Regions from separate parts of the Homo sapiens genome. Here all the other regions are linked to region 1. The links are chromatin contacts, found by Hi-C or POLR2A ChIA-PET in ENCODE. All regions are on one chromosome and are shown on one strand. The core of a region is the stretch at or near the end of the contact, and the rest is flanking DNA. Distances in the headings are between cores, read along the strand shown.

What was found. A loop is a pair of places that touch in the nucleus more often than their neighbours do. ChIA-PET counts read pairs that join two places held with the same protein, here RNA polymerase II (POLR2A). Pooled maps may share reads with other maps.
Region 2: a loop to region 1 is called in a pooled map, with 3 times the contacts of the local background. The contact joins the promoter of AWAT2 here to the promoter of DGAT2L6 in region 1. A Hi-C loop is called at or near these places in 1 of 50 pooled maps.
Region 3: a loop to region 1 is called in a pooled map, with 7 times the contacts of the local background. The contact joins the promoter of PDZD11 here to the promoter of DGAT2L6 in region 1. A Hi-C loop is called at or near these places in 1 of 168 maps with a recorded cell type or tissue (IMR-90), 1 of 37 single-sample maps with no recorded cell type and 8 of 50 pooled maps. POLR2A ChIA-PET finds 5 or more read pairs at or near these places in 4 of 52 experiments (A549, MCF 10A, PC-9 and 1 more).

Annotation. Positions count from the first base shown.
Region 1 is chrX:70,175,788-70,179,994 of GRCh38, forward strand. DGAT2L6 (diacylglycerol O-acyltransferase 2 like 6) reads left to right here and starts at 1,696. Exons shown (of 7, transcript NM_198512.3): 1 at 1,696-1,880. The coding sequence starts at 1,796. RefSeq lists enhancers at 1,259-1,318, 1,339-1,388.
Region 2 is chrX:70,047,891-70,052,097 of GRCh38, forward strand. It overlaps AWAT2 (acyl-CoA wax alcohol acyltransferase 2), which reads right to left and starts at 2,048. Exons shown (of 8, transcript NM_001002254.1): 1 at 1,958-2,048. The coding sequence starts at 2,042.
Region 3 is chrX:70,287,553-70,291,759 of GRCh38, forward strand. It overlaps PDZD11 (PDZ domain containing 11), which reads right to left and starts at 2,375. Exons shown (of 7, transcript NM_016484.5): 1 at 2,308-2,375; 2 at 1,703-1,802; 3 at 878-961; 4 at 565-621; 5 at 180-278. The coding sequence starts at 1,789. KIF4A (kinesin family member 4A) reads left to right here and starts at 2,552. Exons shown (of 31, transcript NM_012310.5): 1 at 2,552-2,598; 2 at 2,886-3,026; 3 at 3,139-3,253. The coding sequence starts at 2,907. RefSeq lists a silencer at 2,353-2,532.

The DNA.
Region 1 (4,207 bases), core at 446-2,945:
CCAACAATCTCCCTGGAAAAGGGACCAATGCCCCCTTGCACTTATAGAACCCTTGATACCATTTTTGTATCTCATTTTCCCAGCAACCCCTTCAGTTATGTTTAACAGATGTTTTTGACTACCTTCTATATTCAAGGCCTTCTGCTGGGAGTACTGGGCTTTTCCTGTAGGACACATTGCAACTTCAAGTGTACAGACATTTTATCTTAATTTTATTTTATTATTTATTTATTTACTTATTTTGTAGAGATGGCATCTCGTTATGTTACCCAGGCCGGTCTGGAGCTTCTGGGCTCAAGTAACCCTCCCGCTTCAGCCTCCCAAAGTGCCAGGATTACAGGCATGAGCCACCGCACCCAGCCTAACATTTTTGTGATTTTTTTTTTGTTTTAATGTCTGTCTCCTCCACTAGACTGTAGACTCAAAGAAGGCAAGAATCATGTCTGTCTTCTTCCCTACTGAATCCTCAGCACCTAAACACAGTGCCTGGCAAACAGCAGTCACTCAATAGATAGTGACAGAAAAAATATATCCAACATGGTGAAACTCTCTCACTACTAAAAATACAAAAACTAGCTGGACGTGGTGGCGCACGCCAGTAGTCCCAGCTACGCAGGAGGATGAGGCAGGAGAATCACTTGAACCCAGAAGGCAGAGGTTGCAGTGATCCGAGATCACGCCACTGCACTCCAGCCTGGGCGACACAGTGAGACTCTGTCTGGAAAAAAAAAAACAAACGAAACAAACAAACAGAAAAAAAACGGTCTGAGACCTGGGAACAGTCTTCAGTTTTCCAAAGGCTATTACACAGAAGCAAGCCTCAGCCTGAAACATATGTTACTTGTTCAATATGTGTTACTTGAACTCAGTGAGTAGTAATGACAGGAAACGGTGCCAGGCTGTGTGCTAAGCACTTTATATTCATTCACTTATCTAATCCTCAGAACTACTCTAAGAAGTAGGTACTATTATAGTCCCACTTTTACAGATGGAGAAACTGGGGCATAGAGGTTCACCACCTTGTAAGTGACAGAGCTGAGATGTGAACCCCAGCTATCTGGCTCTAAAGTCTATGCCCCTAACCTATATTACATTCTAGCAATGAATGCTCAAACTGAGCTCTAGAGAGATGTAACATTTTCCAAAGGTGTCACAGGAAGAGCATGGCAGAGCTGGGACTGGGAGCCAGGTCTTCCTTCTGTGCAATGTTTCTCCCGCTCTATGATAAGGTATCTGGCCACTGAGGCAGGTCCCTTGGGACTAGAGGCACAAAGAGGGATCTGAAGAGTCTATTAACAGATATCCGGTGCAGAAAAACAGCCCCAGTGGGCTAGGTGACTCAGCAGAAGACAAGAGGAGACAAAGGGTAACCACTAGGGCAGGAACAAGTGTGGCTGCCAAGTCCCTTTTCTTAAGCAGGGAAAGGTAGTGGGGTGCTTTTCGGAGGTCCTATTTGAGGCCCAAGATACTCTCTTCCTGCGCTGATTTATCAAGAGTGCCCCTCCCCCACAGCTAGAGCCGCCCCAGGGCCATTTCTGCTTCATTACAATTGGGCACACGTGGAGAAAGGATACTACTGGGGAGATCAATTATATTGCCTGATCTGCAACCTGATGTGTGGGTAGGAAGTTGGGGCGGGGCAGTGGAGGAAAAGTTTGGTCAAGCCTGACAAAACCCCAGCAGCTAATCTTACTCCACAGTAAGAGATTATAGCAAAGCATCTATAATCAACTCAGCTTAAGAAGTTTTGACCTTCTGGTTAGGCTTCTTGCCACAACAGAACAGCACCATAACCATGGCTTTCTTCTCCCGACTGAATCTCCAGGAGGGCCTCCAAACCTTCTTTGTTTTGCAATGGATCCCAGTCTATATATTTTTAGGTGAGTGAACCCCAAGGGCTGGAGAGCACATGGGGAACAAACCAAAAGAGTGGCCAATCTCCAGATGAGGAGGGTTCCAAAGAGATCATCTGGGTGATCTCCACCCTCTGGGAAGGATCTGGCTGGCACAAAGGCCAGGAGTGAGGCTGCAGCTGTTCTGGTTTAAAGATTACTCCAGGCCAGGCACGGTGGCTCAGGCCTATAATCCCAGCACTTTGGGAGGCCGAGGCAGGTGGATCACCTGAGGTCAGGAGTTTGAGACCAGCCTGGCCAACATTGTGAAATCTCGTCTCTACTGAAAAAAAAAAAAATACAAAAATTAGCCAGGCATGGTGGCATGCACTGGTAATCCCAGCTACTTGGGAGGCTGAGACAGGAGAATCACTTGAACCCGGGAGGTGGAGCTTGCAGTGAGCCAAGATCGTGCCACTGCACTCCAGCCTGGGTGACAGAGCAAGACTCCGTCTCAAGATGAAAAAAAAAAAAAAATCACTCCAGTCTTCTCAGGAGCTGTCCCCTATGAACTAGCTGAAAAGAGTCATATTCAGGGACAGGGCAGAAGTGGTGGTGGCTTACAGAGTTGGTGTTACTAGGTAGGTGTAGGGTGATTTTCTAGTCTATGGTTATGGTGAGACAATTCTGGAAAATCTGAGGGCTGCCTGAGTGACATCTCAGACAGAATTTTGAGAAAGAGCCAGTTGTTCTGTGGACTCACAGCACAGAAGTCAACAATGTTGGGCCTCTCCCACCCAAGGCTCTTCTGAGGCAGCTTTTTTTTGTTGTTGTTGAGATGAAGTTTCACTCTTGTCGCCCAGGCTGGAGTGCAAACGGCAAACGGGCTGACAGCTCCAAGATTTTCCCTGCCAGAAACCAGGGATTTGGGGGTGGTCAATTACAGGTGCAAGCTTGAAAACTGGATGAGGAGAAATAATGTCATCCTGAAGGATGAGACAGGTAGGAGACAGCTGGTTCCAACCCATGGGAGGCTATATGACCCTTAGAGCAGAGGCTCTCAACCAGGGTCCTATAGACCAAAAATTCAGGGTGGATGGGGGTTACTTTGAATTGGGATGAATAAAACTGCCTCTTTCTTTCCACTAACCTCTAACTGAAATGTAGTATTTCCTTCAATGATGAATGTAGGCAATAAACCACGAAGTGTTAGGAGTACCTGTGAGTGTCAGTAACAGACATCACAGAGATTTGCATTTCATATTATAGTTGTTGCAGGCATCTCGAAATTTCATTTATGTTCACGACTACTTCAAAATTCCAGTAGTTATTGGCACTGCTGTTAGATCTGGTTATTTAATGCATACATCAAGAAGCACATATGTTACTATATTATATTGTGGGTAATATTTTGATAACTGAATTTTAATATAATGGGTTTCCTTTGTAAATCTGCGTATTTTATTTTGTGCATTTAAACATATTATTCAGAGAAAGGGTCCATGGCTTCACCAGACTGCCAGAGGGGTCCACAGCCTTCTCAAAATGCAGACTTATTAAGCCTTATTAAAATCAAAACATGCTAAGCCCATTGATGGCTTGACTTTAGCTATATCGAGAGAAGAAAGTCATTTTGTTAGTAAACTTAGTTGTTTCTAGACTTTCATAGTTTCCTTTTGTTTTCCTTTGCATTTCCCCTAACTTCCTCAAAAAGACCCCTTTGATAAGTTCTGACCCTCAGCCAGGAAAGTGAGGAGCACAGGAATGTCCTAAGAGACTTGCTATTGGGGTGGCAGCAACCGTGTCAAATCCGGGTCCCAGAAAGAGTGGGCAGAGATGGGGCAGAGAGAGCAGGGGAAAGAGGTCAAGAGAGGATGAGCTATGTGAGCGGGTCCTTTTAGGTGTAGGGCCTGTCCCACCCAAGAATGCTCTTCTGAGGCAGCTTTTTTTTTTTTTTTTTTTTTTGAGATGGAGTTTCACTCTTGTCGCCCAGGCTGGAGTGCAATGGCAGGATCTTGGCTCACTGCTACCTCCGCCTCCCGAGTTCAAGCGATTCTCCTGCTTCAGCTTCCCGAGTAGCCGGGACTACAGGTGTGTGCCACCACGCACAGCTAATTTTTGTATTTTTAGTAGAGACGGGGTATCGCCATGTTAGCCAAGCTGTTCTCAAACTGCTGACCTCAGGTGATCCGCCGACCTAGGCCTCCCAAAGTGCTGGCTGGGATTACCGGCATGAGCCACCGCGCCGGGCCGAGGCAGTGTTTCTAATTAAAATGTACTCATTTTTCTGCCAGAAAATGATACTTTCTCATATATATTTTTCTCTATTTCATTTCCCCTCTCAAAGGACACTGTGTCCTGCTGGGTATAGGGTA
Region 2 (4,207 bases), core at 798-3,297, 130 kb before region 1:
TTTTGTCCCTGGACTCATCCCCTTTCAGCCACTCTCCTCCTTAACCCTTCTCTGCCCCACCTGCCCCCCTGCCAGCTCACACTGGGACCTGATCCCTCAGTCTTGCTTCCTCCATTTCTCCCGTGCCCCCACCCCCCATCTTCAAGTCCTATTCATTCTACTCCAATTTCTTGAATCTCCCCTCTTCTTTCCTCTTCTCTGCATCACCATCACTACCGGCCTGGTCCAAATTACCGCCATCTGGATTATTGCAACAGCCTCCTACCTGGCATTGCCCCTTCCACTTCTATCTTCCTATAATCAGTTGACTTCACAGAGCTAGAGTAATCTCTGATGCCATCACCCTGTGTCAGTCTCCCTCATGGCTCCACATGGCTCTCAAAAAAAGTCCAAACTCCTTCCCATGGTTTACAAAGCCCTACACAATCTGTCCCCTGCCTGTTTCTCCAGTCTCTTCCTTCTTCCCTCTCTTGTTTGTTCATTCATTCATTCAATAAATATATATCGAGCACCAATTCTGTGCTTCTCACCCTCCACCTCACTTAACCACTGGCAGCTCCTTGAATGCATTATGTGCCCTTTGCCATCCTAGCTTTTCCATGTGTTGCCCACTCTCTGCCCCAAATGCTCTTCCTTTCTTCACCTATTTCCTATTTGTCCTTCAAGAGTCAACTCAAATTCAAGAGAAAAATGGGCAGAGGTCATAAATGGGCAGTTAACAGAAAAAGAAATACTAATTGCTGATAAACATGAAAAGATGCTCAAACTCATCAGTAATTAAGGACGTTCAAAATGAGGCGACAGCTCATGGTTTCTTGCCTATCACTTCTGGGTGGAGGTAGTAAGGACTGTGAATGAGTTCTCCATTCACTTTCCCTCCCATGCTGTGGTAATCCCTCAAGCCCCATTTTGCAGCGACACAATTTGGTGGTGCCTCCGTCAGCCTGAATATCAATGTCCACAGTGAGCGGTGACTCCCACCAACCTATGTTGGACATTCAGCATGAACAAGAAATAAACATTTGCTGGGTTAAGCCACTGAGATTTCAGGGTGAATTTATCAGCACGGCATACCTAGACCATCCTGATTAATACACCCTGAATGCTCCCACTTTGCAAATGAGGAAAACAAGACTCAGAAAGGATAAATACCTTGCTAAGAATTACACAGATAGTAAGTAGTAGAACTGGAATTTGAAAACAGGTGAGGTGAGGTAAGGAATGCCCACCCTTCCTATTCACTGGCGTGCCTCTGTGCCAGCTCTGTGCACCAAGGCCTATCTGCATTCTTTATTCCTAGATAGCTTGCAAGGTCACTTAATTCATTTCCCTGACTCCAGCCAGTACTCACCTGAACCACTGGAAAGGCAAGAATGTTTTCCAGGACCCCTTCCCACAGTGATGATTTGTTTCAGCATTTAGAACACAGTGGCCAGCATAGAAATAACTTTCACAAAGTGTTTGTAGTGTAAGCGTTGGAAGACATGGATGGATAAATTGTCGAATTCCTCAGGATGAGGTTTCCAGAGCCTCGGTCTGCCACCTGACCCAACTATCTCTAATTGGTGGTTTGCTTGAGTCCCTGTGATTGCAGCCAAGCCCTTTTCCTTGGCTAGCCTCAGTGGAACTGCTCCTCATCTTCCCAAAGAATGCCCTCTACACCCCAATGTAGACCGAGAAGGGCTCACACCTGCAGCAAAGTCCATGTGCATAGACGTGCATATACACACCCCTGCATAGGCACACACCCATATGCACACACACATGCCCACAGGGACACTCACAGATCCCACAAATACCATGGCCAGGTGGGTCAGGCCAGAGGCTGGTGTTACCAACCTTCCTGGTTTTACTGGAACAACCCTAGTTTGACCATTGAACATCCTGCAACCCTAAAATCCTTCAGTCTCAGGCAAGCCAGGATGGTTGGTCACCCTACCAAAGGCTGAAGACTCACTGATAAGCAAGGCACTGAAGGACCACTGGAAAACAGCAAAGACATCCAGGGCAGTCTTGAGGTCCTTCTTAGAGGGCAAGAGCATTGTGCCCAGCGTCCCAGTGGCTCCAGGTAAGCACTGTTCAGCTGCCCAGCCCTGATTGCTCAGGAGTCTGTGATGTTTCCTCTCTTAATGTTTTCTTCCCCAGCCTCTGGCTAGCCTCCGCCCCTGTACCACCCCTCCACAGAATTACAGGACCATATAATGCCTCTGCTTATCCAGTTCCTTCCAGCTGCCCACTCACCTGTACTTTTACCCACTTGGGTATTGCCTGGACTGAGATTGTGACACTCCTTTGCGCACTTGGCTAGAGAAATGTGATGAAACCCTGGTGTGAAAGTTAGTGTGGGCGTGCAGCTGACAAGAGGCCTCCAGGGCCAGTCTGGATGGTGGAGAGTGATGGGCAGGAAGGAGCCCAGGGCTCAAATGGGACACAGGGCTTGCATTTCTGTTTCTGAGGCCCAACTGTCTATGGTCTCTCAGTGACAATGGGATTGGAGGGCAGAGGGAAGGAGGTCACAGGCAAGGCCTTAGAAATACCTTCAGCCTTTTAGTCAGTCTGGGAGAACTCATTACTCACATTGAAGAGACATCACATGTATGTCTGTGAGCTATCATAGGTACTGAATAAACCTATTATTGAATGAAGAAACAAATATTGGTGTATATTATTCTGTGTACATGAAATTTTAGAATAGGCAAAACCAATCTATAGTGAAACAAATCACAGCAGTGGTTACCTGTGCTTGGGGATTGACTAGGAAGGGGCATGATGGAAACCTTTAGGGGTAACAGTGACGTTCTCTGTCTTGATAGGACTGTGAGTTACACAGATCAAAACCTCATTACTCAGTGAGTATACACTTAAAATGTGTACGTTTCACTGCCTGTGGATTTTACCTCGAAAGTAAAAAAAAAAAGTTGAACTCTCATTAATTCTGAAGTGTTTAGGGGTGAAGAATACTAGGCTGGGCATGGTAGCTCACACCTGTAATCCCAGCACTTTGGGAGGCCAAGGCAGGAGGATCACTTGAGGCCAGGAATTAGAGATTACAGTGAGCTATGACCGTGCCACTGCACTCCAGCCTGGATGACAGAGTGAGACACTGTCTCTAAAAAAACAAAACAAAAAAGAGTGCTGATGTCTGCAATTTACTTTGAAATGCATGTAAAATATATTGATGGATGGATACAGGGATGTACTGATGGATAAATATGTAATAAATCAAACAAAGATTGATTTATTAAATCTAGTAAAATATATAAATATTTTATATTTTTAATATTTTAATATTTTTTATATTTTAATATATTTTTATATATTAATATTTATATATAATATATTAAATATATTTTTATATTTTAATATTTTATATTTTATATTTCTGTACAGATAACATAAAATATTATCTGTACAATCTAGGTGGTGGGTATTCACTGTACAATTCTTTCAACTACTCGGTAGGTTTGAATTTTTTTATAATAGAATTTTGAAAAAAGAGTTCCCTCAAGGTCATACTTTGGGAGGCCGAGGCAGGCAGATCACCTGAGGTCGGGAGTTCGAAACCAGCCTGACCAACATGGAGAAACCCCATCTCTACTGAAAAATACACAATTAGCCGGGCGTGGTGGCACATGCCTGTAATCCCAGCTACTCAGGAGGCTGAGGCAGGAGAATCGCTTGAACCCAGGAGATGGAAGCTGTGGTGAGCTGAGATCGCACCATTGCACTCCAGCCTAGGCAACGGGAGCAAAACTCTGTCTCAAAAAAAAAAAGTAGTGGCTCGCTCCTGTAATCCCAGCATTTTGGGAGGCCAAGGTGGGTGGATCACATGAGGCCAGGAATTCGAGACCAGCCTGGCCAATATGGCGACACCCCATCTCTACTAAAAATACAAAAAATTAGCCGGACATGGTGGCGTGTGCCTATAATCCCAACTACTCTGGAGGATGAGGCATGAGAATCACTTGAACCCGGGAGGCAGAGGTTGCAGTAAGCTGAGATCATGCCACTGCACTCCAGCCTGGGCAACAGAGCAAGACTCTGTCTCAAACAAACAAAAAAAGAAGAAATTTTACAAATATGATTTTTTTCATGCACATACATGTGCACATGTGGTCTTTGCCTGTGAGTATATATGTACAAAGGGAAATACGTATCTAGTTGTCAACACATATTTATATATGCACATTAGTAGGTGGCACCTCCA
Region 3 (4,207 bases), core at 1,125-3,624, 110 kb after region 1:
AAATTCCTGGGCTCAAGTGATCCTCCCGCCTCAGCCTCCTAAGTAGCTGGGATTACAGGCGTGTACCACAGTGCCCAGCAAAATGCTTTCTTATTAAGTTACAGATTAGGCTACTCCTGTCCAATCTGTCCTATTTGAGATGGCTTCTTGCAGCACCACAGCCCAAGTACTGTGCTCACCTTGCTGTGCTCAATATCTTGGAAATCCACATCATTCACAGCTAGAACTTGGTCCCCTTCCTGCAGTCCTGCTCTATGTGCATCAGAGTCAGGAATCACCTGTTGGTAAAGAGAGAATACATGTGATTGGGATGCGATAATTTCAGAAGACTGTCAGTGAAATTCGGTGCTATTCAAATGTATGGTGCTATTGTTTTTCTGTGACAATGTATGCAGACAGATGGCCTGCCAAATGAAAAGTTTTAAGTGGGAAAGGGGGTGTCTCCATTATACCCCTTCTATGAATCCAGAGTCATCCTCTCAGCCCTTGGGACATTAGGGTTCTGCAATCTGTTAATTTAACAAAGGGAAGTAACGATCCATATTGCCTACTGGGCATAAATACCTTGGAGATGAAGATGCCTAGCTGGGAGGCCTTTCCTCCTCGGATGTTAAATCCCAACTGTAAGACAAGAGCACAGAATGGGGGCTCAATGGAGACCACAAACACAAGAACAACTAGTAGCATCATCGTACAATAGCTCAGCTTGTGTGTCCCTGAGAGGAAAGTCAGAAGTTGCAGAAGTGTTATCTCAGCTTTTCTGTCCACAAGAAGGAAAGTTTCCTCACATCTGCACCTGCTTTCCAATCCATCCCCCCAACACTGCCAATTTGTGGTATGGATGAATCTAGCCTGAAATAAGGTTTCATAAGTTCACCTGAGCTCCAGGAGGCTTCTTCAGTGTGATGGTTCGGGGCAGAAACTGGGTCAACTCATTGTTGTAGTCCGGGTGGTGTACCCTCTGCAAGACACAGCAACCCCAGAAATTTTACCAGTCTTACTTCACACCTACCTTCATCTGAAACACTAATGAATTACCCTGAAGTCAGGAAAAGGAAAGGTCATAGACTTAATTTAAGTAGAACAGATAACACAGACTAAATGAGTAGATGGATAGCACTGGGGCAGCCCAGTAGCTCCCCATTTCTTCACCTTTTTTTTTTTTTTTTGAGATGGAGTTTTGCTCTTGTTGCCCAGGCTGGAGTGCAATGGCTCAATCTCAGCTCACCGCAACCTCTGCCTCCCAGGTTCAAGCAATTCTCCCGCCTCAGCCTCCCTAGTAGCTGGGATTACAGGCATGTGCCACCACGCCCGGCTAATTTTGTATTTTTAGTAGAGACGCGGTTTCTCCATGTTGGTCAGGCTGGTCTCGAACTCCCAACCTCAGGTGATCCGCCTGTTTCGGCCTCCCAAAGTGCTGGGATTACAGGCATGAGCCACCGCGCTGAACCTCTTAACAGTATGGAAATGAAGGCTCCAAATTTCCAGAATTAACCGGTGTGAACAGACCCTAGCAGGAGGCTTCCATAAAGAAGTTCCCAATGGGTCCTGTTGCTCAGAATCCAGCTTCTGGGTCCTCTGGCTACAAGTGCTAAGATTCACTCTCCGTTTCGCCTTCTAACCCTGCTATCCTACCTTTCATGCATCATCTCATGCCCACGGGGAAAAAAATCTCCTACTCAGGAATACAGATGGTTCCCACCTCATGAGGAGGAATCCATGCTGGAGGATTCTCATAGGCAGGCAAGAAAACCACCGGGTAGTCATCATAAGGAATCCGGCTGTCCATCTCGGGCAAGGCCCTGGAAGAGTGAATCAGAACAGACAAAAAGTGGTTCAAAAGGGAGAGCAGCCCAGCAAGTTTCAGACAGCAGCTCCAACCCATTCCAAGGCAGTCAGTCTACAGGCCCAGCCCATATCTAGGTGTTAAGGTTGGAGGAGAGAAGGAAGACAGAAGAAAACTCTTAACTTAGCTAAACATCTTCTGGATGCCAAGCAACCTGTCAGGTACTCTAGAAAGAGGACCTCATTTTTCACAATCCTGCAAAACAGATGTTACCGTCTCAAACCTGGAGAAGAGGAAATCAGGGTCGAGTCTAAAAAGATCTACTTTCGAAGCCCAAGGGAGTGTTAACTATCCGCAGGGACTCGGGGCAAGGCACCGCCCCACATTTCCTAGATGTGATTAGTAATGGTAGGGTCCTTAGATCGACCCTTCCTTCACCTGACCAGCCACCTCCCACGTCCCCGCCCCACATTCTGCCTGAGACCCGCACTCTCAGCCGCATAAACGCCGCACCACCTCACCAGTGGGCAGTCCACAGCGACCTCAGACTCCGCTCACTGACAATTCAGTCTGGGAACCGGAAGCGGATGCTCCGCAGGGTCGAAAAGAGGCCGGGCCAGGGTGCAACGAGCTGACCCTCCCCTTCCCACCGCGCCGGCCTGCGCGCGCCGACGTGCGCGCTCCGCCCTCGGGCAGTCCGCACTGCAATTGGTTGGCGTCTCCGGGACGGATTTGAAACTTGGCGGTTAAAGCTCCGGCTGGGACAGGGCGGCGGGAGGCCCAGGGAGAACGGGGAAGGGACATTTAGTTTGGTGAGTTACGGGGGCACACCTTAGCTCAGAACCTGTTTTTACCCAGTACCCTAGGGCTTTGGTTCTTTGTCGCCGTCCCCGTTGGAGTTTTTTCTTTGCCTTTCAGAAGCCCGTGCACTCTCTTTAGAGTGCAGGGCTGACGGGCGGTCCAGCCCTGGCCAAGTCATGGAGCGTGAATCTCCCAAGTCAGTGTTCCCGCTGAGGAGGGTCGGAACCGGGGAGGACGCCCTCCCACCCCTGCTGACCTACTAACATTCATCAGCGAGCCTTCTTTTTCCCCCTCGCAGAGACGGTGCTGAGATAGGATCATGAAGGAAGAGGTGAAGGGAATTCCCGTAAGAGTGGCGCTGCGTTGTCGCCCTCTGGTCCCCAAAGAGATTAGCGAGGGCTGCCAGATGTGCCTTTCCTTCGTGCCCGGAGAGCCTCAGGTGCGTAGCAGAGTCCAGAGCCTGTGTCTGAACAGCTGGGGCCAAATGGTAACGAGGGGTGTGGTCTTGCCTTTCATTTTTAACCTTACGCCTTGTCCCGTGCCTTCTCTAGGTGGTGGTTGGTACAGATAAATCCTTCACCTACGATTTTGTATTTGATCCCTCTACTGAACAGGAAGAAGTCTTCAATACAGCAGTAGCGCCACTCATAAAAGGTGTATTTAAAGGTAAGGCGATTTGATTCCTCGAACGTAACATATATATTCCTTGAGCATATACTATGTGCCAAGCACTGTGCTTGGGCACTGCAAATACAGGAATCGATGAATCATGATTCCTGCCTTCAAGAAGCCCTTAGCCTAATAACATTTGTCAACGTCTCTGTACCCTTGAAGCTAGTTTTATTCTGTATTTGCTTTATGTGGTTCTGTTCATCTTTGACTTGTATATGTTTGTTTATCCTGGAACTTCATTAGATTATAAACTCTGTGGTGGTTGCTGATGGTGATAAGTGTGCCAACCTACTTGAGGCCCAGGCACTGCAAAGCTTGTTGAGGGATTCAGGTGATAAATAATATAGCTTCGAGGCCCTGAAGGAGTTCAAAGTCCAGGGGATAGGAATGGAGATAGATGACTACATAAATAATTTTGAATATATAAAAATTTTTAAATTTTTTGTACCTATCTTTTAGAAGAAAAATTTTTCAAGTTAAAAATATACAACAGAGTCAGTCCTATGGAAGTAGTAGCTCTGCTCTCATACAAAGTGGTATGAAAAACAAAAGGATGGCTCTAACTCTGCTTGGGGAATTTGGGGTGAATTTCACAGAGTGGGAAAACTTTGAGATGGGTCTTGAATAATGAGTATACTTCTTTTAGGTGGAGAAGGGGAGTGCCTAAAGCCTCTGAATACTATCACCAGTTAATAATCTTTACTGGGGAAGCTAAGTCTTTAATGCTGTTGAGGACCATAGCAGGGTTCTAAAGAAGGGAGCAGTGCCTGAGAGATGTCTAATTATTATTCTAATACAGTGGTTATTCAAGATTCAAAACAGAGGTTCGTTTAAAAGAAGTAGAATCATGGCATGCTAGTGCCTTAAAGTTGAAAGAGACATTTGTATATCATCTAGTTTGTTTTTCATCCAAAGAAAAATGCGTTCTAACAATATCTGTTAGGTGAA